Linked DNA regions of Homo sapiens: all the other regions are linked to region 3. The links are chromatin loops, found by intact Hi-C in ENCODE. Cell type or tissue: B cell. All regions are shown on one strand.

Region 1 (4,000 bases), 330 kb before region 3:
TTCACATATTTATTAAGCATCTTAAATATAATTATTACATCTTTCATCACAACTACATTAAGAGAAAAGTATTACCTTGATTTTAAGAGTGAATATTCTCACCAAAGGTCTCACAGCTAACAGCTAATAGAGCTGGGTTTGAAACCCAGACCCACTTGACTCCAAAACTTCTATTCTTCAACATACCTGGCAACTCTCTTGATCTTCAAGCCCCAACGTGAATACCAGCTTTATCTGTGTGAGCCCCACTTTCCAACAGATGGTTGATGTCCTCTTTGGCCTTCACACAGCCAGCACTATGTATTTCTGGGTAGTAATTTATTCTTATCTTCATTAGAATTTACTTGGCCATTTACTGACTAGTTTATAAATCCTGAAAAGGCCTGTTCACATGTCTCAAGGCATCTAGCACTGTACTTGTCTCGTGGTTGGGGCTCATACTGTTTGAATTGAGCTAAATTTTCTTCTTTTGCCTTAGCTTATCACAGAAGTACAGAAGTACAGCTGCACCACCTCAGAGTGGAAGTGGGAACAGGAGCTCTGGCAAAGATAATTCAGGAACTACCTGGAAAGGATTTGCCTTTGTCAGACTCCAAGAATCTAATTAATTAATTTTGAGCATATCAGCAATTCTTCAGTTAAATCACTTTGTATTTTTTCTGTAGCTGGGTTTTGTAACATCTGGGTTAAGTAGCACAAAAATGGATGCCTAATAATTATAGACTTTTGGGTCTCAGAAGAGAATCTTAAAGAATATCTCATCCAACTCCTTTATTTTTTCAATGAGAAAACTGAAGACTAAGGGAGTTTCATGATTTGATAAAGCCACAGAGCAAGTTTAGGGCAGGTCTTTAATTAAAAGTCTCTCAATTTCTCATTAATTATCTTCTATATTGATGGCTTTGAGCTTGGAGATCATAGACTCCTTCTTTGCACCCAATGTAGGAATCTCTACAGCATCCTTTACTGATGTTAACAAGTGCTGCTTGTGCACATGGAACAGGAACTCATTGCCTTTACGAGTAATCTATTTCTCTTAAATTAAAGAGGATATTTCCTCTATGAAACCTAAGACAACATTGCAATCCTATCTTTTTTAATAGGAGTGTTCTAGGACTCTGTTTTTGAACTTGTCCCCTTTTCCATCCATATGCACCTCATTCTGTGATCCCATCAGTCTCAAGCCTTTAAATACATCTCTAAACTGAGGACTTTGAAATTTGTATCTCTGGAACAGCCTCTTCTCTTTTGAACTCGAGGCCCATGTATAACTGCTTACTGGGTATTTCCCCCCTAGGATGTCTAGTAGGCATTTCTGATTAATATCAAAAAACAAAGCCTTGATTTCTCTTTCCCACCAAAATGCTTCCCCAATCCCCCAGTTTTCTTCAGCTCTTGAATTGAGACTTTATTTTTTCTAGTTGCTTGGGCCAAAAACCAGTAGTCATCTTGATATGTCTTTACTGGCCTGGGGTACTATTTCAGTCATCTGTTTATTGCATCTCAGCTCAGAATGCAGTCTTCAGCATATGCTCAGTGATAACGGAATTCCTTTAAGTACTTCCCCTTTAAAGAGAGCATAATGTTAATCGTTCTCAGTAGAGGGTGCTAGAGGGACAATAGAGGAGGAAAAGGCTTTGCAGGCTTTTTCAGAATGGTCCTGGTATTGGCCATGTGGGTAGGAGGACATCTAGTGAAGTCTACTCCAGTATCAAGGTCAAAACACAGTCCCTCTGCAAGCCTGCAGCTTCAGCATGGCCATAGTCTCTCCTCAGCCTTCTTGACACAGAAACCAGAGGTAGGCATGGCTAGCACCCACTGAAGTGCTCCTATTGCTGACAGCACCTGGGCTTCTACCACCCCCGCCTGCCCGTGGGATTAGTTGCTGATCATCTGCTCTGGGCTGGCACTCAGCACTCTAGAGGGTGATGGCCTATTGCTGGCCCAGCAACTCCAGACCACCTCTGGCCTGGCCATACCTATGTAATTCTCTACGACGTTGGGAGCTGAACTGCACTTTCTCTAAGTTTGCCCTTCCTTGGATTTTTTCCCTAAGCCCTAGGATAATATATAGTTACACTTTTATCAGAGTTAATAATTCTCTATATTAAATGTTGTCTGTTTAATTTACCATGTGACATCTTTATCCGGATTGGATCCAGATTGCTATAGGACCATCCCATAGCTGCTAGGAGCATTGGCCACAAAACACATAGCTGTCCCTTTCCTTGGATAATTGCCCTTCATTAGTGGGTGCTGCCTAGCTCAGGAGGTTAGCCACCTTTTCCTCCTCTCCCACCTATGGGCTAGATCCAATGACTAACCGATAAAAGCCAGCTCCTTTGACTTAAGGCAAGGACAATTCTGTGGGTACACTTTGCCTCCTAACTTCCCCTGTGGATCAGGCCAAGGCTAAACTTTACCAGAAACCATGTCTTTTCTCAGCTTTCTCTCTCCTTCTCAATCCTGCTTCCCTTATTCTCTTATGTGTCTTTCCTGAGAGTATTCCCTCAATAAACTGGGTATATCCTAGCCTTTGCCTCAGGCTTTGCATCTGGGGAACCTGACATTAGACATGTACCAAGGACACAGTGCTAGAAGATAGTGAAGTTAGTAATTATACCAAATCTCTCTAACTCCAAATCTCGTGCTCTCTAACCAGCATTGTCTCATAGTTAAGATACTCTTTCACCTTCAACATGTTCTCCCTAATCCAGTATGTCTTCCATGCTGAGCCACCTTGGCCTGGAGAAAGGTCTGCCATTAGATCAGACTAAAATATGTGATTATTGATGCACCAATATCTAAGGCCTGTGCCCACTGTTGCCATAGGTCTGCACGCCCATTATCTGTTTCATGGAGGCTTACACATACCCTGCTGTTACTGGCTTGGGCCTGTATCTCTTCCCTAGAATGTGGGCCAGCATTCTAATTGGAGCTCTACCTTCCCAGTTCCTTGAAGTGAGTCTGCATGTCTAGCTAAATCACACTGCTATTCTCCCATCAGGTTTATTTGGGGTAGAGTAGTTCTCCATTTCCTGGGAATTGTGCACTGGCATTTACTAAGGTACAGAAACTAAGATGATATCTTGACACTTGAATGCCTTTTAGGTAAATAATCTATGAGTGGGGGCCATAACAGTTTATTTATAATTTCTGGCACCACACACTAGCACTTATTGGGGAACGGGGTAGAGGCAATTGAAGTGTTGCTCAGAGACCTGGGAGAACCATGAGGACCTAGATTTATGAGAGATTGAAAGATTGAAAGATAATTGGGCCAACACTATGTGAGAACAGCTTCTTTCAACCGATTCTATTTTCAGATGCTCTAAAACACAGTGAAAGATTCAGCAGACAAGTCAACAGGTCTTGGATCTAATTGTCTCTTTTCCATGATCCCAGCTTATGTTTTGATTTTGTGGTTTGTTTTTGACCATTGCATGCAGATCCCTTTGGGGATTTCTTAGCCTACTCAATGCTACTTACTAGAGTATGACTCCAAATTTCCCATATGACTCCAATTACTTGACAGCCCACAACTTTTTCTCTCCCTTTCTCAAAAAACAAACAAACCAATAAATGAAAGACTGGTATTCTTGCTAGTAGGCTCTCCTTTCTGCAGAGAGACAATTTACCCACGTCAGAAAGGTGATTACACTCTCTTCGGCATAGCCATGTTTTCTTTGTGGCTGGATGAAGTACATCTGTAGCTAATTCTGTCACATTTTTAGTGTCCCACAGTTAGATGAAATTATTAGCCATTTCTACAGAGTGTCAGCAACTGCAAATAGAAATGTGCCTTTGAAGGCAGCTGGATCCAACTGGGAATTGAAAAATTAATAGGAATTTAGAATAATGGGCATGTTTGCAATGAACCATTTATGGGTTCAAGAAACCTAGTTCCTCTGGTAATTTGAATAAGCAGTTTTGCTAACAAAGTTTGTCTATTAAGTGAACCTGCTGGATGTACCTATCATTCACAAACAACTCGAATTAT
Region 2 (4,000 bases), 500 kb before region 3:
TTAAGAAATCCAAAGAACAAGAGAGACTGGTTGACTAGCTGATCAATGGCAGGGAAAAATGTTAAGTTTCTAGTATGGTGGAATTAACCTGCATAGTTGGAATTTGTCAGGGAAAAAGATGAAAGAGTGTTTCTCACCTGGAGATCGTGCATGGCCTGTGTGCAAGGGACACAGTGTTGGGGCAATCTCTTTTTTTTTTTTTTTTAGATGGAGTCTTGCTCTGTCACCAGGCTGGAGTACAGTAGCACAATCTAGGCTCACTGCAACCTCTGCCTCCTGGGTTCAAGCTATTCCTCTGCCTCAGCCTCCCAAGTAGCTGGGACTACAGGCACAAGCCACCATGCCTGGCTAATTTTTTTGTATTTTAGTAGAGACAGGTTTTCACCATGTTGGCCAGGAAGGTCTCGATCTCCTGACCTTGTGATCCACCTACCTCGGTCTCCCAAAGTGCTGGGATTACAGGTGTGAGCCACTGCACTTGGCCGGGGTAATCTTAAATTTTGTCCAAAAGGGAAGACTACAGGGAGTTAAGGGACCTTAATAGAAAAGGCTGGAAATATTGCTGGATTGGTAGGGGCTGGGAGGAAGTAAGAATATCAGCCATAATAGAGATGCCTTTGCAGTAGAGTCAACAATAGTAGCTAGTGTTTGGATAGATATTTAATCATAACCTCATTTATATTTATGCCATGCCAAAGAAGAAACATTCTATCAAAGCTGCCCATTTAGAGATTGTATTAGTCAGGGTTCTCTAGAGGGAAGAGTCACTAGAGTCTCAAAACTGAAGAACCTGGAGTCTGATTTTCTAGGGCAGGACTCATCCACCACAGGAGAAAGATGTAGGTAGGCTGGAAGACTAGGCCAGTCTCGCCTTTCACGTTTTTCTTCCTGCTTTATATTCGCTGGCAGCTGATTTGATTATGCCCACCAGATTAAGGGTGGGTCTGCCTTCCCCAGCCCACTGACTCAAATGTTTCCTTTGGCAACACCCTCACAGACACACCCAGGATTAATACTTTGTATCCTTCAATCCAATCAAGGTGATACTCAGTATTAACCATCACAGAGATATTTATGCCTTCTGGCAAATTTCTTCTTATGTTAGAATACAAATTAGAAGGTATAGACCAATGTTCAGTTTCAAATTCATTATAAAGTGACGGTGGTACCATTATAATCCATTACATGCATTGAGTTCTTGTTTCCCACTTGTTGAGACATGGATTGCTCATATATGTGACTGATCAATAAATCCTCCACAGATGAAAATATATCCTGGAGAAGCACAAAAGACAACTTCTTGTGGGATACCTTTCGCATTAGGGGTCATCAGTAAGAAAGCACTAGTAGTATTTATTTAAAGCTCTACTACTGAACTATTGCATGGCTGGAAACTACTAATAATTAGAGAATTAGGGTTACAGACTTGACTACAAACTGTTGAATTATGTTTTCTTTTGGTTTTCTGCCAATTTTAGTGTCTAAAATAACATTTGTCCTTTCAATGTTCCCAGAAGATTGAAGATGATAGGGACAATGTTAATGCCATTGTGATTGTAATACTTTATGTAACTGTTTTATAATATGTATAGTAAAGTGAGTGCCTCTATCATCAGAGACTTATCTGAGAATATCCTATAAAGAAAACATATTTACTCATGATATTTTAGTTACTGGTATAACACCAGCCTTCCTATATAGCAAATCTTCTATTGAACCAAATAACATACAGATAATTACAAGAACATTTTGATAATCCATGGAGGGTGGAAATTGAATGAAATCCATCTTTAAGTGTTCAAATAATCCAGTAGGTGGCAGAAATGTAACACTTGAGGTTTTTATTATTTTACTAGGATTAAGAGTTTTCAATCCAATCAGTGGTTATAGACCATTTTAGAAATTCTTAGTTTCTATACCAATATTTTTTGTATCATTTTGACTACTCCATCATAGTCGCAGGGTGCAGAGCTCCTAATAATAGAAACTTTAAAGACTCAGGAAAGAACAGGCAACCATCAGGGCCCTCTATGAGTCCACAGTCAATTTTGAATATACTTTCTTCTAAATATCAATTTTCATTCTCTAATTCTGGTGCACAGCACTGTTTATTAAATAGGTTATCTTAGGTAATTTGACTTGGATCAATCCTGTGGAGTTTATTCAAATTGCATATTTTAACAGTTTCAGTACTAGCTGGTTTAGCATGAAAATCTGCCAAAGTGTTTATTTGGTACTCAATTAATTCTTGTCCTTCTTGATGTTAGGTTAGCAGTTTCATGAACCAATCGGCTTCTTCATTAGAGTTATGGCAATTATCATCCAGTTTAATAGTATGATCTTAAAGTTATCAGAAATGTATACTTATCAAAGTCTGTCCCATGAATTTCCTTAAAGACACTTTACATTTATAGTTGCTTCAATAGTGCTCAAGAAAGTACCAGAGTAAAATTATTAACTGTAGTAGAAGACAATACTTAAAGTGGCCATGCAAAATATCTGATGAGAAATTATTATAAAGCAATTTTCAGGGAAATTACATTTTTTCTGTGATATACAATATTGTAGGATACTAACTAGAATTATGACTGACAGCATTATTGTAGGACCATCAGATTTATAGGAGTTTTGCACAATTTCTGGAACACATATTAATAACATTTCCATAGCATGGTTTGAAAAAGGTTCAGCATCACATTATTTGACCATACTTCCCATGCAATTTAACATATCATATAAGACAATTAGTTTAACACATTTCCTTTTATAAGACAAAAATTCTTGGGAGAGGTGGGGATGGTTAATGGGTACAAAAAAGAGTGAAAGAATGAATAAGACTTATTATGATAGCCGAATAGGGTGACTATAGTCAAAAAATAACTTAATTGTATATTTTGAAATAACCTAAAGAATGTACTTGGGTTGTTTGCAACTCAAACAAGAAATGCTGAGAGGATAGATAACTCATTCTCCATAATGTACTTATTTCACATTAAATTCCTGTATCAAAATATCTCATGTATGACATAAGTATATACATCTATTTTGTACACACAAAAATTTAAACAATAAAAAAAAATTTTTTTAATTCTTTTGAGATATTCCAGGGGTCCATCTGAAAACTCCCGAAGTTAGTTTGAGATCAAAAGATCTTAGTTTACAATTTGATTTTGGGAAGTTGTCAAAAATGTTAAAAGATTGGAAACACTTCGTTAAAATAGAATCACAGATCACTGTGAAACAGTATATATTCATTTAACTGTAGAGATTATTAAATGATTTCAATGGCAAATACAGAAAACCACATACTTCTAGGAAAAGCCTTAGCTTTTATTAAAGAGGACTCAGTTTTCTTAAGTAATCGAAAGCCTAATAAAGCCAACGTGAACTACAGGAAATCATCTGGATAAAACACAGATTCTTTGTTTCCCAGTCCAATTACTAAAAAGCTAAAGAAAAACCTTTCACAATTTATTATTAAGCGCAGACCAATACTAAAAGCAAACAAACACAAACAAAAACAAACAAAACTTGTTGTTTTAAGAGATTAAACTAGGCCGGGCACAATGGCTCACGCCTGTAATCCCAGTACTTTGGGAGGCCGAGGTGGGCAGATCACGAGGTCAGGAGATCGAGACCATCCTGGCTAACACGGTGAAACCCCGTCTCTACTAAAAAATAAAAAAATAAAAAATTAACCGGGAGTGGTGGCGGGCGCCTGTGGTCCCAGCTACCGGGGAGGCTGAGGCAGGAGAATGGGGTGAACTCGGGACGTGGAGCTTGCAATGAGCCGAGATCGTGCCACTGCACTCCAGCCTGGGTGACAGTCCAAGACTCCATATCAAAAAAAAAAAAGAGCGATTAAACTAAAATCTAATTTTGCATTAGTATACTTTTGACATTAAAACTACATTTTAAAAACTTACAAATAATTTCCTTTCAAATCTTAGCCAACTTGAGCACACATAAAATTTTATCAAACTTCCTTTTCCACAAACCT
Region 3 (4,000 bases):
AATACTCCTCTATGTTTTAAAACCATACTAGTTGATGGACATATCACTTTCTGATTAGAATAGGCTCCCCAAAATGCCGTCTATTCTATCATTTCTAGTTTAGCTTAGAGATATCATTGTGAAGGATTTTATTCCTCAGATATCATTGGCATATCTCAGTTTCATGAGTCTGAGCTTGGGAAAAGAATAATTGTTGGTTACAAGAGCAGATCACAATTGTAGGTCTTGTGAACCATGAGCTGAGACAGAAGTTCCTCCCTCAAGACTACAGACAATGTGTCCCATGGAAAAACTACCTAATGTTTTTCCTCATTTTGCTTAAACATGGTTGTTGTGTTCAGAAATCAGAGCTTTATACTGCAACACAAAACCAGCTCCATATATAAGCCATAAGAGCAGCACTGTGCTGTTTTAACCACATTTATAAAAAACAACTGATAATCTACTATCTGACTGTGGAGAGGTGGTACCTACTGACAATAAAATATCGTATATGAAATAATGAAAAAAGAAAGTTTTCTGTTATTAGAAACTGTTTCTATATCTTAATGCTGCTGCCTAGGTGGCTGATGGGGCAATACTTTACAGAGTTATATGTACAACACCTATACTCTAGGGTTTATGTATTTAGACTACAATAATAGGTCTGCATTTATCTAACACGTAGTTAACACTGTCTTTATAAAGACACTTTCTGAAGTAAATATAAAGAGTGAGACTTGGGCTGAGATAAACTGAGTTCTTTACTTCACTGCTTAACTATCTGGCTTTGAACAAAACAAATTCTCAGACTCTTCATTCCCTTTTCTCTGAGACTGGAATATTTCCATATGACTTCTCCTAGAAGCATATCCTGATATAAAAATTTTGGTGAAATAGTTTATTTGGAGGACAAATTCAGGAAACACTGATTAGGGAATGGCAAGATGAGACTGAAAAAAGGAAGCTAGAAAGTGATGTATTATTGAGCAGGTAACCATTGTGAGCAACTGAGGTTCAATCACTCTAAGGAGCTCCAGACGACATTACAGAACATGACTTATGAGTTGCACAACCTAACAAAGAAGAAGCTGGATTATTCATCCTCCAAGTCCCATCTGTCCCAATGGCTAAAGGCTGCACCCAGAGATGTTAACCATACATCTGGCCTGTCCTTATGCAAATATAAAGACAAAACATTAGCAGAGAGTCCCAGGAATTTGCAGTAAAATGTCTTAGGCAGAGCCTGGAACCGTGAGTGTGTATGAGAAGAGCACAAAAAGCATCTGCTACATGAGGTATGTATGTATCAGGTCCAGTCAAAAGACAGAAACCACACAGTAACTTGAACAGGAAGTGCTTAAAATAAATAATTATTATTATGGAACATAGGTTTCTAAGAAAAGATGAAAGAACATCCTGTGGTGGAGAAAGGGTACCCAAGGAAGGAATAAATTTGGAAAGTTTCCAAGGCTAGGATACAGACTTTCTGAAAAAGGGGTAGACATAGCCCAATAAGAGGTTTGCTGGGTTGCCTGGATAAGAAGTGGTCCATTGTCACTGGACTGAGGCCAGAGGGAAATGCATGCTGGGCAAACAGCAAATCCACCCAGAGGTTCAAGTGGACCAAGGTTGGTGTGAGAAATGGCTCTGGTGTTCAACACACCACTGGTCACTCTGTACCACAGGAGCCAATCAAAGAAGCAGGACACAGAACCCACGAAAAAAGCCCTTTCCTCTGCAGTGTCTCTCCAGCACCCTCTACTGACAAAGAGGAAATATTTACAAGATCCAGTTCAGTATCACAAGCAGTAGTATCACAAGCAGAGCAATGAAGGGTAGATTCTGACCACTGACACAAGGAAATACTATTTACATAAGATCATTCGATATGAAGTAAATGGAATAACGTATTAAAATTACTTTTTAAACAGTAAAGTTCTCTGTGTTAATCTGTTTAGTGTTTCTGTGACAGAATATCTGAAGCTGGGTAATTTGTAAAGAAAATAAGTCTATCTTGTGATTTTGCAAGTGGGAAAATACAAGAAGCATGGCAGTGGCATTCTCTCAGTTTCTGGTGGAGGTTTTCCTGCTGCCTCATAACATGGGAGAAGGTCAGAGGGGAAGCAGAGAAGCAAAGATTCATAACCTGAGGGCCGGCACATCCTGGCTTTATAACAACCCACTCTGCAGGAACTAAGGCATTCCCATGAGAACGAATCCGAATCTCATCTTGCCTGAGTGAGAACTCACCAAACCATTTATGAGGGATCCACCACTGTGACCCAAACACTTCCCACTAAGCCCCACCTCCAATGCCTCCACACTGGGAACCAACAATTTCAACATCAGTTTTAGGGGGGACAAACTCAAGCCATATCCAAACCATAGCATTCTTGATATACTTGGTGTGAAAGTAATTGCAGTTTTAAAAGACATTACTTTTAATGTAAAAAAAAAACTCAATTACTTTTGCACTAACCTAATAGTATTTTTAAAATGAGTGCTTGTATGCAAAAACATCATCAGAATTACTATTTATAATAAAACTATGTTTTTCACTAACATGGTTGATTTATTATATTTTTAAAGCTATCTTTAGCATATGGTCTTTTAAACAAGGTTTTCTTCTCTGTAAAAATGTCATAAATTGACTCCCATGTCCATACACATTTTTCATGGCCTAAAATTCCTTTAATGGGGATCAAGTCTTTCTTCTACAGTTACTGATAAGTGCAATATATTTATTTTAATCCACAGAATACAAAGGCTCTAGCATATTTTTATTTCTTTTACAGAAAATTTTGATAGACAATGGAAAAAGTGAGGAAAATGGTCTATGTACAAAATGAAAAAGCTATTACTGGGCAGTTAGACTGTCCTTGCTTCTCTCCCTCAAAACTCTTCAGGAAACCGCATCTTTTTCTTTCACCCTAGTTAGCACAGAGTCAGATCAGTGCAAAAAAAAAAAAAAAAAAAAAAAAAAAACATTATGAAGCTGGAAACCCCCATTCTAAGCAAACTATCACAAGGACAGAAAACCAAACACCACATGTTCTCTCTCATAGGTGGGAGATGAACAACGAGAATACATGGACACGGGGCGGGGAACATCACACACTGGGGCCTGTCTGGGAGTTGGGGGCTGGGGGAGGGATAGCATTAGGAGAAATACCTAATGTAAATGACGAGTTAACGGGTGCAGCAAACGAACATGGCACATGTATACCTATGTAACAAACCTGCGCATTGGGCACATGTACCCTAGAACTTAAAGTATAATAATAAAAAAAATTGTTTGGGGAATTACAAAAAAAAAATTGAATTGAAATCCTCTAATTTATCACACTCTTCTTTCTTATTCTCCTCACTAGTGATATGTCAATTAAAATATCTCCTTGAGAGGTCTTTATCACATACCTATCCAATTAACCTTTCCTCTAAATGAATTAATCTCTTGACCCATCAATGTGCTTCTGGCTATTAATTTATTGTTTCCTTTCAGTTACCAATGATGTTCATAGTCACTTATAACTCTTAGAAATAGAAAACCAATCTGTCGTCAGGTCTGCCGATAGGTCAGAACATCCTTTGTTCTCCCTTCTCTTTATTTCGTGAAGTTTTAAAGGCTATCAAAGGGATGTAATAGTACAGCATAAGAGACAGGCACAGAAACAAAAAGACAAGAGGTAAGCATGGATAGAAACACAATTTCTGTTTTGAGAGTTGTGTACATGTCAAAGTAATTGGCATTTTAAAGGGAACTGTAACAAAATGGTCAAAGATGGCTAGATAAACATTGGTCAAGTTCATTGTGGAGGTAATGAATGGGATGAATTACATTCGGCCAGGTGATTTCTGAAATGTTTTCTGGCTTGAGATGCTCCAATCATTGGGGAAAGGAGAGAGGCAAGTCTAAGAAAAACTTTCATGTATGACTTGGACTCTACTCAGATGTAACCAAAATTAAAACTCATCGTCCATACGAGCAGAGAAGGTGACTATCTGGTCACAAAAGTGA
Region 4 (4,000 bases), 480 kb before region 3:
GGACGTTTGCATTTATTTCCCTCCAAGAGATGTCAGACAGCCAAAGATTCATTATAGGTAAGCCAGGTAAGTTAATAGTGATCCTTGAATGTTTCATCTGACCAATGAAGAATAACTCAAAGCAGGGAGCCAAAAATTATCCAGACTATAATATTGGAGTCTTTACAAGCACAGCTTGAAACAAGCACTCAGAGGCAGGTAGATTTTTTTGGAGAGGTAATTCCAGAAAGCAGGAAGGAAAGAGAAAGGGAAGCTTTTAAAAGTGTCTGTTATTTGAACTGGTTATTGCAGTAGCCAACTGGGGTGCAATCCCACTAAGGACTTTTGAGAAACCTTGCAGAATGCACTTCAAAATTACCTGATGAAAAGGTGGGTGGTTGAGACATTTTTCTAGTGACTCCAATCTCCCATTGTATAATGATCTCCCCTGGGAAGATTAATTCTCCCACATGTTATGAGTAAGCTCCCTTGGTTTTTGAGAAACTGTTGAGTAATAACATTGGAGAATCCAGGTGGGAAACTGTCAGCCTGAATAAGTGTTGTCCACCACACCTGCTGCTGAAATACTCTTGCGCTGTGGGATTGTGGCATAAGACACCAAAGGTGTCTGCTATAACTAATGGTTGCCCAGGTAGTTATCTAGATGGCTTTTGAGGAATTAGCTCCCACAAGAGCAAGAGTGGAGAAGTGATCACCTTGATTGTCAAGCTCTTCAACATTTCTGCTCTCTGGTGTTCATAGGAGCTTTTTTCTGCTGATATTAAAAAATATTTGCGCCCTTAGGAATTGTTTTTCTAGGACATTTCTGGGTTTCTTACATTTAGTCCTGGCTCAATTCTCCAAGATACAAGAGCAATTTACCCTTACTGGGCCTCCCTTCTTGCCCCAAGTAAATATCTGTGCCTATGCATGCTGAGAAGAACATAGGTAAGGAGATGTGTGAGTAAATGGTATTTGCAAAGCTGGAGTAATTTCTCCCAATTATATATGTTGTAATTAATTGGCCTGATCAATGCTTACTAAAAGAGCTAGTTATCAATAAAAATGTCATTTTAGTGACCTTTATTTTGTCTGCTGAAGTCTGTTTTGAGTACTGAGAAGCGCCTCTGGAGTTAGCCTTCAGCACTAACTAACTTTGTTACTTTTTTGTGTTTCTGCATGTCTTTTCTGTAAATTCTATGATTTCATTATACGACAAAATGGGCTTCTGTTTCATATTTTTTTTCAATTACTCAGGCAGTTGAGATATGACATTTCACTTCATTTTGATTCATTGAATGTAATTCAATAAAGGGTGGAGAGCGAGTGAGCTAAACTCTATGAGCAGACGCTTTTCATTGCAAACCAGTTGGCTTTTCTCCTACTTTTTGAAAAATTCTGATAACATTCATGCTTCCAGATTCCTCTCCCTCCCCTCTTTTTTTGGCTATTTCCTCGCATTGATCCTTGAAATGCAATTTTTCAGCGCAGAAAACAAGGCCGCTTCTTTGGCTGATGTCTAAGGAGAAAAATAAACATAAAAGTAGATTTTAGGCTTCCTTCTTTATTAACTACCAACTGTATGACTTTAAATAAAGTGATGCAGTCTCTAAAACCCAAATTCGGGCTATCCTTGGTTATTCAATAAAGGGAACAATATTTATTTTTTTAAAAGAAGCAAAGTAGATTTCTTTGTATATCATAACTCTCTTAATTTTCACAGCATCCCTGTGACTAACTGCTATACTAGTCCCATCTACACATGGTGAAACTGAAGCATGCAGGCATTAGGTAACACTCTCACAGTCTACGCAGCTATTAAGTAGGGAAGCCAGCATTTAAACCCAGACAGTCTGGCTTTAAATACCCATGCTCTTTGCCGCCATTTTATACTGCCTCTTTGCTAAACCTCTTTTTATAAAAGTCTTTGGTGTGAGTTCACCAATACCTTGTCAAGTCATAACGGAGTTCAGGACACCAACGTTATTTATATAGACTGTTTAAATTTGTTTGAAAATTGTCAGTGAAGCAAGAAAATTTTTGCTGATTCTAATCTTTGTACATACAATCTAATTTCAGCAGTCCTGATTTCTTTCACAAATCAGACTCTAACGATGTGCATACATATTTTTCTCTGATTCTGCAAAGTACTCCAAATGTGAGGGCTACAGTTTGAGATATTTTTTAATTATAGTATGTAAAATGTGATGGAAAATAGTAATTCTGTTAGTGAGTTTTGACTGGCCTGCATCTTAAAATCACCAGAAAAACCTCACTAGCTAATCGTAGTGGTGCAATTCTGTTATAATTTTTTTTTCTAGTTTCAAGATGTAATGAAGTCTATAACACACTAGATGGTAGCCTTGTCACATGAGCCCCCAACCACAGAACACAGGCTGAAAACTAAAGTGAGAACAATTCTTTTTTCAAATTAGAACATTTAAAAAGATAGATGTGAATGCAGGGCCAATAATGGGTCTACATTTTGATTTCAGGGTTGGAGTCCAAGACTTGTGGAGGTGAGAGAATTGTTTTCTGCTCAATAGCTCAGTAGTGTCAACAGGAGTTGACTCAGAGAGTTTTTCCCTGCATGGTTAGGAAAGGTCACTCTCTGCTTCTTGTAGAGTTGGAATTATTGTAAAAAGCTTTTTAGGGAGCTCATCAGAAAAACACCAATAAATAGTTCATTTGCAATTATACACTAAAGTAACAGATTCCTTATAGCTGTTAAGTTTTATGCTTAATTTATGACTATATGTATAACTATATGACTATAGACAAAATATATGCTAGACATCGTGTGTGTATTTTTTCCCTCCAATACATAAGAAAGTTGAGGAATGAATAAAAGGCTAATAGTCTCAATATTATTATATACAGTCCATTAGGATCACTGAACATCTCTTGTCTTTTTCCTCATCCCAGAAATGATTCCTCTAATCTTTACCCCTGTTAAATTCAGTTCAAGAGCAAATGTTGCATACCCGAATCTTCCAGTTAGCATGTCCTCCTGTCTGCTGAATGGGAATTGAAGTGGTTAGAAGCAAGAAAGGAATTTCCTATCTCACAGACTCTAGAAAGATAGACACAGTTCTAGCATCCCATGAGGAAAACCTGATCACACTGCCCTGTAAGCACAAAGACTTCTTCAGGTGTACTAGCCATTAAACAGGCTTTGGTGGGTTGGCTTTTGAACCAACTACCACATATATACAATAATGTGCTTGTGAGAGATAGATTTGTTGAATAGTAAAAATTATTCAAATGATTGGGCTGCAACCAACTTCTCTATTAGAGACTAAAATTAATGTTTATGTTTCATTTTCCATTGGGCTCCTATAGTTTTAATGAGATATCCCAGGTCAGATGGCTGCTGCTGTTCTCAGTTATCTTGCTGCAACTATTTATTAACAAAACAATAATTATGACATGACTTAGGCTCAGTAGGATAATCCTGCATTATGATTATTTTCTTGGTGATAATGACATAAAGCTTTCTGTACAACTGCATTTTTCTGGGCAAAATTTAGATGAGTGTTTTGTATAATGTTGAATAAAGACAACTGATTCTGAAATACCATCATCAAACTCTACTTTAAAGAGACATAACAAATCTTTAATCCACGTAACAACAGAGTTTCAACTTGTTCTGCTGGCCTTTAAACCAGTTTCTGATTGTATAATTGTTGGTCATTTCATGGTTACTTCTGCTTTCTTCTTTCCTTCTCTTCTTTCAGCAAAAATATAATGAGTACTTGTGTGTCAGTTACTGTGTAAGAGCCAAAATAAAGATACACGTCATAAAGGCAAGGAACTCTTTGCCTATTACCTAGTAGATAAATTGAAACTACAGAAAAGCATTAAAGATAGATTGAAGTAACATTTGAAGATTCACAACATTTCCAGCTCCTTGCTGTATGCTATCATGTATGATATAACATTCAACACTCAGAACAATCTTTCAGTGGGAAACTGAAATACAAAGATGTTGAGAGTCTTGATTCAAGGACATGGTGAATTC
Region 5 (4,000 bases), 190 kb before region 3:
GCTCAGTTTTAGATGTTTAGATGCTTTGCGTCACCAACTTTTAAAAGTCACTTGTAAGATACTGCTTTGTGTAGTGAATGATCCTACTCACAAAAGTGTGTGTTTCAAGCTATGTAATCCTTGTTTCTAATGTTGTGTTTCTCCTTTCTCTCCTTTTTGTCTTCATCCACAGAATGTTTTTGTAGATAAACCAGCATTTCCGGAGTATAAAGTTTCTGATGCAAAAAAGTCCAAATTCATACTTCTGCATTTTAGCACTTTTAAAGCTGGCTGGGACTGGCTTATTTTGTTGGCAACGTTTTATGTTGCTGTGACTGTACCTTACAACGTTTGCTTTATTGGCAATGACGACCTGTCCACAACTCGGAGCACAACCGTCAGTGACATTGCAGTGGAGATTCTTTTTATTATAGGTAAGAACAAACAGCTGCTTTCCTACGATATTTGCATATGAGAAGTGAAGTGTGTTCCAGATTTTTCTGACATGAATTTGAACTAAGATCCATTTGCATGGGCTTGATTCAGCCTCTGTTGCAAATTTTGGAGAAGCACATACTGTATTTGGATTTCTGAAAATTGCCTCTTCCAACTTTTCCTGTCCCTTTATTCAAACAGATCTAAACTGATCTCCTGTGTTTCTATACTTATTTCATCCAGAATGGGCTAAAAAAGATTTAACAGCTGTTTTGTTTGTACTCTCACATCCTTCATGATCTTAAACTGGTAGGGTCAGAGATGGGTTTGACAAAAACCCACCAGTGGTGTTGTGACAGTGGTCCACTCCTTGACGTGTTCTTTCTCCATGCCCTTCCGTGCCCTTTCAGCATGTTGATGGTTTCAATAAATGACCTGGTTGCAGAAACAAAGGGTTACATAAGCCTTGCAGTAAATCTGGAGAAGCAGTGAGTATCTGATTTTAATTAAAGAAAAGGCCCCAAAGGATGTTTGTTAAGATAATTTATCACTAGAATATTGTGTACCTCAGTTGAAGCTGCGTCTGTGCCAATCTTGTAAGCCTTTTCCTATTTTCCTGTCCCTTAAATCTTCATCTTGTTTAGACCAAAGCCTAGCTCTGGCTTGCTCATTCTAGGACAGATTCCGGGTCTGTAAGTCACAGATTGACTCCCTGTTGAGTTATTGACTGTCATTAGCAGCTGATACCTGCTTCTTTCCTTGGTCATGGTGATAGAGGGCTATATTCTTACTGTAAAGATGAGAGGATGTTTGGAAACATTTTCAAGCAGGTAGGTGAACAAAGGAGTGAGAAATGGATCTTAAAATTTCAAAGAAAAATAAATAATTAAGTGAGGCACATCAAAACCTTGGTTCAATGGTGGTAGTAGTTGTTTTTTTGTGTGTTTTTTTGGTTTTTTCTCAGTGAAGCTGTTAAATCTTTGAGGCTAGAGTGCGTTTTCTGGTTGAATGTCAGCACGTTTGCTTTGGATGAGTTTGTGTGCTCTTGGTATGGCTTGGCATCGTTATTAACATTGTGTCTACTGGGCACACCCTTCAGAGCCTTGATAGGACCTCTGCTGTCACCCCAGAAGTGGTAGCTATAGTGTGTTTAGGCCACTAGATGGCAATGTTGTCTAGTTAGGCAGACGGCAATTTTATTTTTAATTTTTTTATTTTAAAATATAGCTATCCTTTATTAGAAAGATGTAACCATAAAGGGATCTATTAAATAATGGTTAAATGGAAAATAACATTCCAGTTTGAACAAGAATTTAAAATGAAAATGGTAGACAGATTGGGTGTGTCTGTGGTTTTGTATCCTTTTACTTTGCCAACATTTGAAGTCTCCTCCCACCCACCCATGATGCACACATAAATTAGCATCATAAAAACACTCCCCATGCCCTGGTCAAAGTTCTCAAGAACTTGGGCAGTCACTCAACATGGCTAAGCCTTCGTTTTTTGTAGTAGTGATTTCATAGGGTTTTGTGAAATAATAGATGTAAGTATCTGCTTAACAAATACTTCATCATCTTATTGTTATTTACAACTTTGTTATTAGGTCAAGTTATATCTTGAACTTTCCTTTCCATTCTTCCTGGTTCTTAGATATTTGACATTCTTTGGCCTTAGAAGCCACTTCTGTTACCACATGTTCATTAGCAGATGATGACTGACTTACTCCCATAAAAACTCATACCTTTGACGGAGATATTTTAAAAGTTTTTGTTTATTTGTTTTAAGGCTGCTTTTCTCTACTAAACCAATGGAGACTCATTTGCTCCCCTGATAGCAACCCCTAAATTCTTCTGTGTTTTTTATTACTGTCATTTCGACTGTGCTTCAGCAGCAAGATGGTTCTCCCAGTAGGCAATACCCATCCCTTACTAGCTACATGCAAAGGAATGAAAACCCATTCCAATTTTTTTGGTGTTTACTTTCTGCAAAGATTTAGGATTTGAAATTTTGGTCTGCAAGCAGTTCTAGTGTGACTCCTGCCTGAAATCTCTTGTTGACCAACTTATTTTTATAAGCAGTAAAAACTTTCCTATTCTTTCCTGCTGTTATCTGCCTGCTCTTTCTTTTAAATGAGTTTAAGCATATCTACAATTTATTATAGCATATTTAGAAAAATGGCTTAAATTAATATTTCTCTGTTTCCCTAAACCTTTATTCTATAAAATATTTCAAAAAGGTGGCCTAAAAGTGATCATTGAGAAATAAGTTAAAATACTGGGGACAAAATAGTTGCCTGTAATATTGCCTGTAATATTGTATCTTTACAATGTGAAGGTAGTGTTCATACCATTTAATATTTATTAAATTACTGCAGACTTAAACTTCCCTGTCTGACAGCTTTGAAGAGAGGAGCGGTTCTCCCAGCATGGAGTTTGAGATCTGAGAACGGAAAGACTGCCTCCTCAAGTGGGTCCCTGACCCCTGAGTAGCCTAACTGGGAGATACTTCCCAGTAGGGGCCAACTGACACCTCATGCAGCTGGGTGCCCCTCTGAGACGAAGCTTCCAGAGGAAGGATCAGGCAGCAACATTTGCTGTTCTGCAATATTTGCTGTTCTGCAGCCTCCGCTGGTGATACCTAGGCAAACAGGGTCTAGAGTGGACCTCCAGCAAACTCCAACAGACCTGCAGCTGAGGGTCCTGACTGTTAGAAGGAAAACTAACAAACAGAAAGGACATCCACACCAAAACCCCATCTGTACGTCACCATCATCAGAGACCAAAGGTAGATAAAAACACAAAGATGGGGAGAAACCAGAGCAGAAAAGCTGAAAATTCTAAAAATCAGAGCACCTCTTCTCCTCCAAAGGAACGCACCTCCTTGCCAGCAACGGAACAAAGCTGGATGGAGAATGACTTTGACGAGTTGAGAGAAGACGGCTTCAGACAATCGGTAATAACAAACATCTCCAAGCTAAAGGAGGATGTTTGAACCCATCACAAAGAAGCTAAAAACCTTGAAAAAAGATTAGATGAATGGCTAACTAGAATAAACAGCATAGAGAAGACCTTAAATGACCTGATGGAGCTGAAAACCATGGCATGAGAACTATATGACGCATGCACAAGCTTCAGTAGCCAATTCGATCAAGTGGAAGAAGGGGTATCAGTGACTGAAGATCAGATGAATGAAATGAAGCAAGAAGAGAAATTTAGAGAAAAAAGATTAAAAAGAAATGAACAAAGCCTCCAAGAAACATGGGACTATGTGAAAAGACCAAATCTACATCTGATTGGTGTACCTCAAAGTGACAGGGAGAATGCAACCAAGTTGTAAAATGCTCTTCAGGATATTATCCAGGAGAACTTTCCCAACCTAGCAAGGCAGGCCAACATTCAAATTCAGGAAATACAGAGAATGCCACAGACGTACACCTCAAGAAGAGCAACTCCAAGACACATAATTGTCAGATTCACCAAAGTTGAAATGAAGGAAAAAATGTTAAAGGCAACCAGAGAGAAAGGTCGGGTTACCCACAAAGGGAAGCCCATCAGACTAACAGCGGATCTCTTGGCAGAAACTCTAC
Region 6 (4,000 bases), 320 kb after region 3:
ACCACCTCAGCCTGAACCTTATTGTCCATATTGCTATCAGCATTTTGGGCAAAGCCATTCAACAAGTCTCTAGGAAGTTCCACAGTTTCCCACATTTTCCTATCTTCTTCTGAGCCTGAGCCCTCCAAACTGTTCCAACAACTGCCTGTTACCCACTTCCAAAGTCACTTCCACATTTTTGGGTATCTTTTCAGCAATGCCCCACTCTACTGGTACCAATATCTGTATTAGTCAGGGTTCTCTTAGAGGGACAGAACTAATAGAATAGATAGATAGATAGATAGATAGATAGATAGATAGATAGATAGATAGACAGACAGGAGTTTATTAAGTATTAGCTTACATGATCACAAGGTCCCACAACAAGCTGTCTGCAAGCTGAGGAGCAAGGAGAGCCAGTCCAAGTCCCAAAACTGAAGAACTTGGAGTCAGATGTTCAAGCTCAGGAAACATCCAGCATGGGAGAAAGATGTAGGCTGGGAGGCTAGGCCCGTCTCTCCTTTTCACATTTTTCCTCCTGCTTTACATTTGCTGGCAGCTGATTTGATTGTGCCGACCAGATTAAGGGTGGATCTGCCTTTCCCAGCCCACTGACTCAAATGTTAATCTCTTTTGGCAACACTTTTACAGACACACCCAGGATCAATACTTTGTATCCTTCAATCCAATCAAGTTGACACTCACTATTAACCATCACAAGTGTGAATAATTGTGAGCTTAGTCACATAAATGTCACAAAGCTCAAAGCCTTCTCGCTCAAAGTGAGATCCCAGAGCAGCTGCATCATATCACCTGGAAGCTTTGGAAATGCGTAATCTCAGGCTCCACCCTGGACATACTGAATCGGAATCTGCATTTTAACAAGATCTACAGGTGATTTATATGCACATTAAAATTTAAAACACACTAACTTAGAGGATATCAAATATAAATTTATTCATTCCCTATTGTCCCCAATTCACACTTCCTCCTAGCAAAATTTTTATATCTGTAAATCTTTTTTTAGTTTTTGTTACTCTTTTTCATTAATGGATGTGCTAGTCTATCTGTAAATCTCAGTAATTCAGATAGGTATATTTACTGCAGAAGATGATTAATTTACCGCTGACCAAAAATTCTAATCATGAAAATATTTCTAACAGGGCAAACTACAGGCTGGATCTCTGGACAAAAGAGCATTCTTAGTCTGTCTAAATTACTAGTTAACCACCACCTAACAACTGAGAGACTAGGCATGGGGAGTGCCTTTTTAAAAAGATAAGCGTATGTTAATCACTTCAAGGTATTAATATATATAATTTACTCCAAGAGAATGAAAAAGACTTTCCCTCTGCTCAGGTGAAGGTGTGTTCACCTCTATTTACAGAGTAGAAAATCTGGCAGAGTAATTACAGATGGAATAAGAGCTATAAGCTCCAGATTACTCTCAGGAAACATTTCTTAGTCTAAATGCACTTTTTAATTAGCTCTTCCAATAGCATCATGCTAATTGGCTAATTCGGGAATGATATGAGACCCCATGTGCTTTAAAGAAAATCTGTTTGTTGATATATTTATTTGCAACTGAGACTGTCTTATTGCTGGCAGGACAGATATTATTAAAACAGAATCACCTGCTTATTTTAACCAGGTTTTTTTAATGAACACACATGAATTGGATTATCCCTAGGGTTTCAGGAGGAAGTATTAGCATTCTGAGTGATGGGAAATTGCCACTTAGCTGGGAAATAAATGAGCTTTAAATAGATCCCATTATTTTTTGCGAGGTTATTACTGTAAATGTTTTATAATAGAAGAAATGCCTTTCAAGTCTATCCTCATTGTTGGTTTATGATTGGGGTGTTAACCTCTAACTAGCCCAGCTCTTCACGTCAAGCCATGGTGAGCTTTCATAAGTGGTTACTACATAAAATAAAATTACCCTTTATTGGCCCATATAATATTTCCAACAAGTTCCTTGGTTAACCATGCTGTGAACAAAATGTATTAAGTTTATTTGCCTGAGCTAGGAAACAGTAGTCTTTAAAACTTTTTATAGGTTCAATATATTCTACTATTAACGAGACTATCCTGAACACTATGGAAACATAGTTTAGGTGAGAACATGGTGATATATTTGAATATTTATTTATATCTCATCTGAGTATTTCACATTGTTTTACTTCTTTCTCTAACAGATGACACTTTATGATCCAAGCAAATCTCCTCTCTAGGTTGCTAGTACTATTTAAAATGTGCCTTTTCAGCCTAATTTCTGCCACCAAATAATAATTTTAAAAAAGAAAGTGCATAGATCATCCTGGATTTTGCAAAGCGTTGTGGTAGACTTCTTCCTCCAGCTTAACATTCTCTTTTCAGCTGCTGCTATTCCACACAGTTGGCTAAGGTTCATCGCTAAGTTTGGAAATGCTAGGGTGCCCCCTACCGTTAAAATGGGAAATCACGTTTCTTAGCCACGCCATTCAAAGAACAATATTCTCCCAAAAAGGGTATTTAACCAAAGCACAGATAAGCAATTAGTCACACCGATGGATGGCTGGATGGATGGATGGATGGGAGACAGAGGCAGGTAGTAAATCTACCTGAGGATAAATTTGAAATTTTGAAGTTAGAAGCTACTTGAGTATTCATCTGGTCTAGAGATCTGTGGGAGATAGGGTGACTGAATATCACATGGTCAAAAGTATACACGTATATGCATTTTTCTAAAATAATAGTGTGTATAGCTATCATCATTATTTCAAAGGTATACATAACCTGGGTCACTCTCTCTCCACTACCTTCCCTGTCATCTTTCTTGGTGGTATCAGTGTCCCTGTAGGTGATTCATCTACTTAACATCAGACTTCTCACTTCTTGAACTCCCTTTTTTAATGAACCTGTTCTCCACCTACTTTAGTCACTCAGGCCCATTATCACACCCTAAATTTTATTACCAACATCTCTACCACCTGCAGAATCTCATTTGCAGGCATTCCACTCTGATCACCAACACTTATTTTTCTAGCTTATTTTTTATAGTATTCCTCTACAACTTTTGACCCATAGGAATGGCCCAGTTCATTATCCCTGCCATTTTTTCAGTACCATCTCATTTCTGAACTTCTTCCTGACAGATCTTAGTCTCCATGTCACGTCACTAGAACTATTTCCTTGCATAAATTCAACTTTGTGCCTCCCTCCCACCATTTTATTCCGCAGGTAAAATTCCAGCCCTAGTCAAATATAAATCTCCATTTATTCCAGATCCAAAGTCTAGTAGTTGCATAAGAAAAAAACTGACTGAAGAAAAACACAAAACCAAGTGACCAATCTCATTTTAAATTTATAATTAAAAAATTCAAGAGGGCTTGCAGTCCTACTATGTTTTCTAGTCAAGTCACTGCCTCACTCTCTAAATCAGTTCTCCTTCCTCACCTTTCGTCCAGCCCTCAACACACCCTCCTCCTTTCTTACTCTCAGCTGATAACCCTTTTTTATATATACAACTTGCCATCCTGTTGTCCTCTTATACAACTGACAGCTGTTCCAAAGAAACCTCTCCACTTCTACACTGTATCCCAACCCCTTTCCCAACTCAAGAATTTGCTCCTGTAATTATTTCCTCTTACTCCTTTATTCTCCTCAACTATACAATTCCTATCAACACGAATTGTGCTATAAAATCTCATATGTTTAAAAAGCATCTTTTCTCTGCCCTCTTTAAAAAAAAAAAAACAGTGTCTTACTCTGTTGCCCAGGCTGGAGTGCAGTGGCACACTCTAGGCTCACTGCAAACCTCCGCCTTCCAGGTTCAAGCGATTCTCATGCCTCAGCCCCCCCAGTAAGTGGGACTACAGGTGAGCATCACCACACCTGGCTAATTTTTGTATTTTTAGTACAGATGGGGTTTTGCCATGTTGGCCAGGCTTGTCTCAAACTCCTGGGCTCCAGCAATCCTCCCGCCTCAGCCTCCCAAAGTGCTGGGATTACAGACATGAGCCACCACACCCGGCCCTCT
Region 7 (4,000 bases), 400 kb before region 3:
ATTGCCTTCTTGCGAAGGCTAAAATTCTTGTTGCCAGAAAAAGTTTAAGAATATTTTCAGTGCCTACAGTCAAATACATATGCATCAATAAGGCATTTGCAGCTATTTTGTGTCATGGTATTGGATGAATGCTATAATTAGAAAACAGACGTGAAGCCGACCTAAAACCATCAAACTAATATAGAGAGCCCTGAAGCTTTTTCCAGTTCCAGTCAGTCTGAAAAGACAACATCAAATGCTAATGAGAGTCAGTCTTAAATAAAATAAGAATAAAAATTGCTTTATCTGTGGCTTATAACTCTTAAGTGAATTTAATGTGTATTTTCTCTCTTGTGTGTTACATTTTCCCTATAAGGAATTATAGAGTTGAACCCAGATCTTGTACCCATAAATCTCAAATGCTTATGGAGACATAAAGAATAGGTAAAAATGGATTTTTAATCACATTAAGGAATGCTGTTATGAGGCAACTTCCTTTGAAACTCAAAATACTAACAAATTGATAGGAAGATTTTAAAACATGGCTCCATTTTATTTGATACTTGTTCCATCTAAAGGTTGGACTTTTCCCCCTTTCTGATTAACCTGGATTCTGTGCTTGCTTTCAATCTGGCCGTTTCTAGATCAGGCCTTAAGAAACTGGCAGTTCCTACTTCCTGTCTCTTCAGACACTCTGGAAACCACCATGCTGTGAGGAAGCCCAAGTAGTTCCTGGAGAGATCTACACCAATAACTGAAGCCCCAAGGCCCTAGCACTGGCTGAGCTCCCAGCTGAAAGCCAGCACCAAATTTCCATAACTTTGAGTGAACCATCTTGGAAGTGTATATTCCAGTTCCAGGTTAAGTGTACTCAGAAATAACCTGCCCCATTGATCCCTGTAAAAATTGGAGATCTGAAAGCAAAATACAATATTGTTGACATTTTAAGTCAGTAGGGTTTGGGGCAGTTTATTGTATCAGTGAACTTTGCCTAGGTTGGTTTTACCTAGAGGCCTTCTATAGTACATAATAGAGTACCTTGGTCTGGTTATAGGGATTTTGTGCCTTCCTTTACATTTTAAAGTGAAAGAAAAATATCTTTTCTGTGAACATGAATTTTTTATTATTATTGTTATACTTTTAAGTTCTAGGGTACATGTGCACAATGTGCAGGTTTGTTACATTGGTATACATGTGCCATGTTTGTTTGCTGCATCCATCAACTCGTCATTTACATTAGGTATTTCTCCTAATGCTATCCCTCCCCCAGCTCCCCAGCCCCCAACAGGCCCGGGTGTGTGATGTTCCCCTCCCTGTGTCCATGTGTTGTCATGAACATCAATATTTTTAATGAGGGCATTAAGTTTACTCTATTGTGTGGTTATCCTGTATTCTTGTAGCATTGTCTCGTTTAGTCCGTAGAGAAAGATCACATCCCTGTAGTGTGTGATCTACTATAAAATGAGTTGGGGTTTTTTGTGTCAATAAAATGAGTTGCAACAAAATGAGTTGGGTTTTTTTGTGTCAATAAGTGGGGACAGTGGGAAAATTTCCTTAAGGAAAGCACATGAGATTTGGTGATTTGGGGCAGATGATAGTGAAAACTCCAGACTCCCATGGTGCTTCTTTCACGGTCTTTGCTTTCCAGGTGGCAAAACATGTTTAAAGGGATTTAATATACTTAAACTTGGATGGAGGTCATGTTCTAATGGCACAATTTGGCCTCACTGATGCCACAAACCCTTAGGATGAACATTAGGTTTCGGGCTAGAACTTAAAAAGGGCCTGGAACTCAAGACCAGAGTGGTGATGGCTGTCTTCATTAAGAAACACTTCTTGGTGGGCAAAGGATATAAGAGATAGTTAGGTCCATCTACTGCAGTTCAGTAGAATACAGGGCTTGAATTTGAATTTAGGGCAGGGATCTTGCCATGCCTAGCACAGTTCCTGACACATAATAGGTGTTGGAGGGGAGACAGTGAATGATAAATGCCAGGCTCCTTTTGCCATGAAACTGGGGCTTTCTTTTGGGTTGTCATTTTTAAGCCACTATGTGGCTTGCTTCTTGCAGTGATTTCATATATTAGGTAACAGATCAGGACCACGAGGAAACAATTTTTACACACACGGCCCTACAGTGCAAATTGTTATGAACCACAGTCATAGCTTACAACTAATACATTTCATCCTGAACTTCGAGCCAATTCACGGGTGGCGTTTATCTCCGTTTTACATCGGCAGCAACAGCCTGAATTTTCTGGGACACGATGCGCCACCCAAACAACAGGGACTCCCTCATCTTTTTCTCCCCAGCTCCGCCCAAGACTGAGCCACATAGCCACCTGCAGTTGCGATCGGCTCGCCGCGTGGGGGACTCCACCCGCGTGAGCTCGGTTTCCGAAAAGCGAAGCTGGGGTGGGACACAAGGATTGAGGGGAGGACAGGGACGGACCTGCGGCAGAAGCAGGGTGCAGCTGGGCGAGGAACCCCACGTTGGTAGCTTCTCTTCTGGGATGGCCGCCCCGCGCCGCCCACTCCGGAATCCTGTCCCCTCCCCGGCGCGCCCCCGCCCAGCTAGCCTAGAGCCTCTGCCGGATCTTCTCGAATTTCAACACAAAGGGAATCCTCGGCCGCAGGAAGTGCATCACGAGAAAGGGGGCCTGGGGGCGGGGAGAGGGGGATGCCGCTTCTCTCTCTTCTCCCCCTCCCTCCCGGAGCCCAAGGCAGACGTGACGAAACCCGCGGGGTCCCCCCCGAAGCCCCAACAGCCGAGATAATTGAAACAAGAAACCCCCTTAGTAAGGGGGCGGGGGGTGGGCCCTCCCTCCCTCCTCCCGCCACGCCCGAGTTCCTGGAGATCAGAGCTGCCTCGCCGCGGCTCTGACACCTGTTTGCTTTTTCCCTCCTTTCCTTCCGGGTGCACTAGCACCTGGGCTTACGTTTGTTTTTCTACCCTGGGGCTCTCAACTTCCCTTCCACACTCCACCTCCCTTGCAGAGTTTTCTATAAAGTTCGGGCTCTGGGTGTCCCCTTGCACTCCCCACAGGGCTGTGCCGCAGGCTTGGGCGACTTTCCCCGCAGAACGTTGGCCGAGAGGGAGTCCCCGCGGGGGGGGCCAGGGGGGAGGACTGGGAGAGACCACTTTCGTTTTCTGAGACGCCTTCAGTTCCTGGCCGTCCGCCAGGCTTTCTTCTTGGAGGTGTCAGTCTTCGGGAGTGGGGGCTGGGGAAAGGGGGGCAGGCTAGGGGATTTGTGTTTGAAGCTATTTTTGGAAGGCAGCCTTACTGTTTTTACTTACGTGGTATTTTGCAAATTAATAAAAATAGCAAACTTTTCTAGAAATGCTTTATTCACATTTTACCGGAGAATGGGAAACCATCCATTGTCCGTTCAAAAGGCTATTTTTTTAAAGTTTGGGATGGCTTGGGGAGGCCAATGGCAATTTGGGGAGAAGGGCTGAAGCACCCCTTTTTGGAGCTCGGGGCCAGTTTCCCGGACTAAAAGACCCTGGTGACTGGGGATGGGCCTCACAACTAACTCGGGCTGCCCTGCCCCTGTCGCGTGGGCTCGCAATGGCAAGTGCTCCGGAAGGGGGCCGCCTCCCCGTGGGGCTCCTGGCTGCCTCTGCTCCCTTGGACACCACTGGGGGGCCTCCCCCTCCTAAGTTCTAGGTTGAGGCCGGATACCTGCCCCGACCTGTCTCCTCCCTTTCTCCAATACCACACCCACGGGACTCCAGTCTCCCCGGGAGTGGGACGGAGAGGGAACAAAGGGGTCTTTGTTCACTGGCTCCCGGGGCGTGGGAGTTGCGCTCGCTCTCCTTTCCCGGCGTCCCGTGGAGACCGGGAGGCTCAGCGCCTCTCCCAGCTCTCAGCGCCGCCCTCCCAGACCCCAGAGACGTCGGTCAGGGCGCGGCGCCCCGGGCCACTGCGGGCTCTTTCCGGGCGGGCGACGTGGGGGGCGAGGCACCGCGCGGCGGCGCCTGGCGGGCACTGTTGCCCGCGGAGGGACGGTGGGGGGG

The links. A loop is a pair of places that touch in the nucleus more often than their neighbours do. Peaks named below come from ENCODE experiments on the same cell type or tissue, not always from the same donor. Only the 100,000 strongest peaks of a DNase experiment are listed, where the experiment ranks them.
Region 1: a loop joins it to region 3, with 15 times the contacts of the local background. A loop is called at or near these places in 5 of 110 quality-filtered maps.
Region 2: a loop joins it to region 3, with 5 times the contacts of the local background. A loop is called at or near these places in 6 of 110 quality-filtered maps.
Region 4: a loop joins it to region 3, with 6 times the contacts of the local background. A loop is called at or near these places in 20 of 110 quality-filtered maps.
Region 5: a loop joins it to region 3, with 10 times the contacts of the local background. A loop is called at or near these places in 51 of 110 quality-filtered maps.
Region 6: a loop joins it to region 3, with 5 times the contacts of the local background. A loop is called at or near these places in 10 of 110 quality-filtered maps.
Region 7: a loop joins it to region 3, with 18 times the contacts of the local background. A loop is called at or near these places in 4 of 110 quality-filtered maps.

Annotation. Positions count from the first base shown.
Region 1 is chr3:19,212,164-19,216,163 of GRCh38, forward strand. All of the region lies in intron 1 of KCNH8 (potassium voltage-gated channel subfamily H member 8), which reads left to right. Among named protein-coding and RNA genes, the nearest start is that of KCNH8, 66 kb to the left of the region's middle. In B cell, CTCF peaks have their summits at 1,613 (motif pointing right) and 1,815; a DNase peak (open chromatin) is centred at 1,608.
Region 2 is chr3:19,044,821-19,048,820 of GRCh38, forward strand. The region is part of intron 1 of LOC107986066 (a long non-coding RNA gene); the gene reads left to right. Among named protein-coding and RNA genes, the nearest start is that of KCNH8, 100 kb to the right of the region's middle. In B cell, CTCF peaks have their summits at 1,807 (motif pointing right) and 2,006; no DNase peak of the experiment used is centred here.
Region 3 is chr3:19,541,699-19,545,698 of GRCh38, forward strand. No RefSeq gene overlaps it. Among named protein-coding and RNA genes, the nearest start is that of MIR4791, 230 kb to the left of the region's middle. RefSeq lists an enhancer at 1,118-1,207. In B cell, CTCF peaks have their summits at 1,728 (motif pointing left) and 1,933; a DNase peak (open chromatin) is centred at 1,663; H3K4me3 peaks cover 1,511 bases; H3K27ac peaks cover 2,372 bases.
Region 4 is chr3:19,062,887-19,066,886 of GRCh38, forward strand. The region is part of intron 1 of LOC107986066 (a long non-coding RNA gene); the gene reads left to right. Among named protein-coding and RNA genes, the nearest start is that of KCNH8, 84 kb to the right of the region's middle. In B cell, a CTCF peak has its summit at 2,351; a DNase peak (open chromatin) is centred at 2,355.
Region 5 is chr3:19,347,553-19,351,552 of GRCh38, forward strand. It overlaps KCNH8 (potassium voltage-gated channel subfamily H member 8), which reads left to right. Exons shown (of 16, transcript NM_144633.3): 5 at 173-413. Among named protein-coding and RNA genes, the nearest start is that of MIR4791, 35 kb to the left of the region's middle. RefSeq lists a silencer at 1,458-1,507. In B cell, a CTCF peak has its summit at 1,594 (motif pointing right); DNase peaks (open chromatin) are centred at 329 and 1,539; H3K4me3 peaks cover 2,091 bases; H3K27ac peaks cover 1,575 bases.
Region 6 is chr3:19,864,511-19,868,510 of GRCh38, forward strand. No RefSeq gene overlaps it. Among named protein-coding and RNA genes, the nearest start is that of EFHB, 68 kb to the right of the region's middle. RefSeq lists an enhancer at 11-1,210. In B cell, CTCF peaks have their summits at 2,441 (motif pointing left) and 2,647; a DNase peak (open chromatin) is centred at 2,421.
Region 7 is chr3:19,144,425-19,148,424 of GRCh38, forward strand. No RefSeq gene overlaps it. Among named protein-coding and RNA genes, the nearest start is that of KCNH8, 2.1 kb to the right of the region's middle. RefSeq lists enhancers at 2,341-2,934, 2,935-3,528 and a silencer at 2,476-2,647. In B cell, CTCF peaks have their summits at 2,341 and 2,544; DNase peaks (open chromatin) are centred at 2,767 and 3,617; H3K4me3 peaks cover 2,135 bases; H3K27ac peaks cover 2,059 bases; H3K27me3 peaks cover 504 bases.